2 separate regions of the Homo sapiens genome follow, and region 1 is linked to region 2. Evidence: chromatin loops called from intact Hi-C (ENCODE). Cell type or tissue: right lobe of liver. All regions are shown on one strand.

Region 1 (2,500 bases), 190 kb before region 2:
AAGGAGGCCAGTCTGGAGAAGGGTAAATGAAGCTCAGGGCCAGGTAGTCATTGAGGTGGTAGAGGCCAGTGGGCTTACCCAGAGCCAGGAGGAATTCTCAAGTTGAGGCAATAAGGAACCCATTGGTGGTGGTTTGTGTTTGCATGATATTAACACAAGGCCCCTAGACAGTGATGTGGATGCCAGTCAGTCCAGGTTTTCTAGAAAAGAGCAGTAGGTAGAACCACAAAAGAGGTGGCTTTAGTTTTGGCTCAGCAAAACTTTAGGTTAATTCAGCACTCAACCTTTATTTGCCTTTTCATCTCCATCCATTAAAGAAATATATAGATATAGAGATGCATATACATAGAGAATTTGCTTTTTTAAAACAATTTTTTGTAGAGATGGGGTCTTGCTGTGTTGCCCAGGCTGGTCTCGAACTTCTAGCCTCAAGTGATCCTCCCACCCCCAGAATTCTGGGGTTACAGGCGTGAGCCACTGTGCCCAGTCCAGAATTTTCTTTCTTTTTTTGAGACAAGAGTCTTGCTCTGTCACCCAGGCTGGAGTTCAGTGGCGCCATCTTGGCTCATTGCAACCTCTGCCTCCTGGGCTCAAGTGATTCTCCTACCTTGGCCTCCTGAGTAGCTGGGATTACAGGCATGTGTCACCATGCCTGGCTAATTTTTTGTATTTTTAGCAGAGACGGGGTTCCCCATGTTGTCCAGGCTGGTCTTGAACTCCTGAGCTCAGGTAGTCCACCCACCTTGGCCTCCCAAAATGCTGTGATTACAGGCATGAGCCACCATGCCTGGCCTAGAATTTTCTTAGTAACTTATTTTGGGATCCTCCAAACAAGGGACTGCTTCCTTTTTCTGGGCAAGTTTTATACTTTGACCTTTTTTTTTCTTTTTTTTTTTTTTTTTTGAGACGAGGTGTTGCTCTTGTTGCCCAGGCTGGAATGCAATGGCATAATCTCGGCTTACTGCAACCTCCACCTCCCGGGTTCAAGCAATTCTCCTGCCTCAGCCTCCCGAGTAGCTGGGATTACAGTGCCTGCCACCATGCCCGGCTAATTTTGTGTTTTTAGTAGAGACGGGGTTTTGCCATGTTGGTCTGGCTGGTCTCGAACTCCTGACCTCAGGTGATCCACCTGCCTCTGCCTCCCAAAGTGTTAGGATTACAGGCATAAGCCACCATGCACAGCCTATATTTTGACTTTTTATTAAAATCACTGGAACATGGAAAATGCAGGAGATAGAGGCCAGTCAAAAGATTTCACTGGCCCTTCACTCCCTCTAAAGCAAAATTCTAAGGAATAGTCAGCTGTTCTGGGTGTTGCCTCATCCCTGTGGTGAAGTCTTTGGTGGCCCAGAGATTCCTGAAACTGCCATTGGGCATGAGTCACTGGGAGGTGGGGTGGGCACAGAGGAGTTCCATGGATAATCCACAGCCAAGCTCTGTAGGGGCAACCAGCCAACGCTTCCAGAGCAGGGAGGTGTTCTGGTCCCTGGCATAAATGGAGGGACCTTTTAGACAAAGTTCTCAAACCTAACCTGGAGCAAGGCAAGCAAGTGTAATCACTAAATCAGCTTTGCTCAAGGGATTTTGTGCACGTTTTGTTTCTTCCCCCTCTCACTGTAGTGTTTCTTCTGGGAATGGGGACCCAGATCTTGGAATGGCTTGTTTCCGATTATAATCAGAAATCATTCTGTTAATCCCATCTCCTACCCAGGAGAAGAGCAAATCATCCCTGGTAATGCCAGAGGGTGTGACACCAACAAGGGCATTTTTCTTGAGGACCTACACCATTGTTTACAGAGTGTGATTATACACACTAAAATGAAAATGATCCAAAAAGTAGATCTATTGAACATCGACTAAGTACCCAACACCAAGATTAGGGCTGCCTTTTGTTCTTTTTGCTCTCTGAAGTCGGCCTGCAACAGCCATGGAGCTGGCTAAGCTTTTGTGGACAGATTGGCCCAAAGTATACATAAATACCCCAACGCAGGAACCCACCAACACAACAACTCATGCCCCAGTGCAATCACATTCCTCTAGCAAGTATGTTCAGACCCTGTATCCTGGAGTAAATGTAGAACTGTAGGTCCTCAGGTAAGCCAAGGTAACAAGAATCCCCCCAGGAATAGTGGAAGTAAATCTCTTCCATTTTAACACTTCTGCTGTAGGTAACTCTTCTAGAAAAAGGCATGATCACTTCCAAGTGCTGCAGGAATACCAACTGTAAGTGTAAAAAGCAAGGGCTTCAAGCCTCACTAACCTGTGTGACACACTGACAGTACAGACCCCAGCTCTACCACTTACCAGCTGTGTGACCTTAGGCAAGGCCTTAACCTCTTAATGCCTCATTGCTACATCTATAGTATGGGCATAGTAGCTGCCTATCTCTTAGGGTGGTTGGAAGATTCAGAGTGTGTAAAGGAATTAGCAGAGGTCAGCACATGGTCAGTGCTCAATAAATGTTAGATAAGAAAACCTGCCCTTCCTGCACATGTATCCT
Region 2 (2,500 bases):
TTCTGTGCTGTTTTATTGGTTGTCTGACTCAAACCTAAGTGCCTTGTCAAATTCAAACTTTACATTGAAAGTATTTAAGGGAAAAAATAATTTCTTAGGTTTTCAGGTTAAACTTTTTTACGCATTTCATAGAACATGCACAGAGAATGATCGCCATATCAGAGGCTCGTGGCTTAAATATGGGTCATAGAGCTCAGTACTTTAGGGTCATGTGCTAAAAATATTTCTTTCATAGGTTGGTGCAGCATGATAGAGCTCAATTTCAAGGATGCATTTGATTCCTTTGAGAGGCTAAAAAATGAGTCCAGGTGGTCCCAGTGCTATTATGCCTACTTGACTGCAGGTGAGTCGCCCATGGTCCCTCAGTGTGCCTCTCTCTGTCGTGAATTAGCTCGCCTGACGTGGGCAGATGGGAGAATGATGGCAAGAGGAAGCAAAAGTTGTACCCCTCCACAGCCTTCCCCAGCATGTTAATGTTTTGTGCAACCAAGTAAATAGTGCTAGAATACTGTGTTCACTGACCCAGGTGAACACCCAGAAATTCAGTAGTGCCCAGGGTGCCCCTTCACCACACGCTTCCCCTCTGGGCCTGGCTTGGTCCTGTTTTGTGTCTTGGAAATGCATATTATGAGGTCTTCCCCGTTACTGTATATTTTGCCCTAAGTTGCCTCAACCTGTCTCTATCCCTTTACTTAATATGCTATGTTTTTTATTGGGATTCTGAAGAATTTTTAAGAATTGAACAGTCTTTTTTCAGTGTGTTAATTTTTTTTTTTTTTTTGAGTCTGGGTCTTGCTCTTTTTGCCAGGTTGAAGTGCAGTGGCCTGATCACAGCTCACTATAGCCTCAACCTCCCAGGCTCAAGCGATCCTCCTGCCTCAGCCTCCAGAGTAGCTGGGACTACAGGCATGCCCTACCACGCCCAGCCAATTTTTTAAAAAAAATTTGTAGCAACAAGGTCTTGCTATGGTGCCCAGGCTAATCTCTAACTCCTGGCCTCAAGTGATCCTCCTGCCTCAGCCTCCCAAAGCACTGGGATTATAGGCATGAGCCTCAGAGCCTGATCTGTGCTAGTATTTTTGTTTGGTTCGTGCCCTGGTTACAAAGTTGCATAGGTCTGAGTCATCTGCTCCAACCTTGTTTTACCTCATAACTCTATTATATTTACAGTATAATATTTTAGATGCAAGGTATTTACATTGCATATCGTTATTAACACCTGTATTCTGTTTTGAATTAAGTGTTTTTTTGCCCATGTATGAGGAGATAGAGATGTGCTGCCACCTGGTGGCCAAAGTAGTTGTCTGCATCCTTCAATACCTAAAAGGCCACGTGATTCAGAGTTGTAGAGGTGTGGAATTGAAGAAAGCCAAGCGGTTGTACCTTTTCTGCCTCTAAGCAACTTCATGTAAGCCTTTTCTGGTTTGTGTAATGAACTCTCCTCTTGCAGCCACATGAGTGGTTCTTTTACTTAAAATTCAAGACTAATCCAAACATTATTTTCAATACCTTCTTATTCTTAACGTTCAGATTTAATGACCATCTTCCACTTCCATTCTGCCCTCTTAACTGATCTATATAAAATAAGATAGGGTTGATGAACATTGACCAATAAGGATATTCTGGATCTCTTAAATTCCCTATAAAATTGCATCGGTCCATTAGCAAATGGACCCCAAAAGTCAGTGCAAAGCCCTCTTTTGTCCATATTCCGCATTGCAATCCCTGTTGACAGGCGTGTTCTCATGGCTCTGTCCCTGATGTTTGAATAAGCTTATTTTTCATATACTGGATAATATGCTGTGTCTCACACTTAAAGGATTGTTGTATAGAATTTGAAGACATCTCAGATGAAAGTAGCAGCTATTTGTTGAGTGACTCAGTGTGTTTAATACGTTGAAGAGTGGATGAATCCAGATTGAATAGCCCAGAAAAGAGAGGCCTGCACACAACTCCGCAGCCATTAGGTGTAATTGGGCCGCACAGTCGATGGTGGACAGCTATTTATTTTTTCATCTTTGTTGAGTTTCAAATACATAAATGTACAGCGTGGCTGTATAGAGGAACATTAATTCCCCCCCCCCAATATTTGGCAATCCCAGAACCATACCAATCATAGCAGAGGATAAGCATGAAAGATTCTGATCTCTGTTCCTGCATTGGGATTTTGTAGAGAGGATAAGATGTGGGTGAATAGCTCCAGTACAAAGAGTACATGAGGCAAGGCCAAGGCAGGCAGATCACGAGGTCAAGAGATCAAGACCATCCTGGTCAACATGGTGAAACCCCATCTCTACTAAAAATACAAAAATAAGCCAGGCGTGGTGGCGCACACCTGTAGTCCCAGCTGCTTGGGAGGCTGAGGCAGGTGAATCACTTGAACCCAGGAGGCAGAGGTTGCAGTGAGCTGAGATCGCTCCACTGCACTCCAGCCTGGCAACAGAGTGAGACTCTGTCTCAAAAACAAAAGAGTACATGAGGCAGGGAAGGAGCACCGTTA

The links. Hi-C counts contacts between places; a loop is a spot of excess contacts. Peaks named below come from ENCODE experiments on the same cell type or tissue, not always from the same donor. Only the 100,000 strongest peaks of a DNase experiment are listed, where the experiment ranks them.
Region 1: a loop joins it to region 2, with 2.8 times the contacts of the local background. A loop is called at or near these places in 35 of 110 quality-filtered maps.

Annotation. Positions count from the first base shown.
Region 1 is chr18:23,923,659-23,926,158 of GRCh38, forward strand. The region is part of intron 62 of LAMA3 (laminin subunit alpha 3); the gene reads left to right. Among named protein-coding and RNA genes, the nearest start is that of LINC02958, 58 kb to the right of the region's middle. In right lobe of liver, no CTCF peak of the experiment used is centred here; no DNase peak of the experiment used is centred here.
Region 2 is chr18:24,117,890-24,120,389 of GRCh38, forward strand. TTC39C (tetratricopeptide repeat domain 39C) reads left to right here. Exons shown (of 14, transcript NM_001135993.2): 8 at 236-343. Among named protein-coding and RNA genes, the nearest start is that of CABYR, 20 kb to the right of the region's middle. In right lobe of liver, CTCF peaks have their summits at 1,287 (motif pointing left) and 1,488; a DNase peak (open chromatin) is centred at 1,302; H3K27ac peaks cover 454 bases.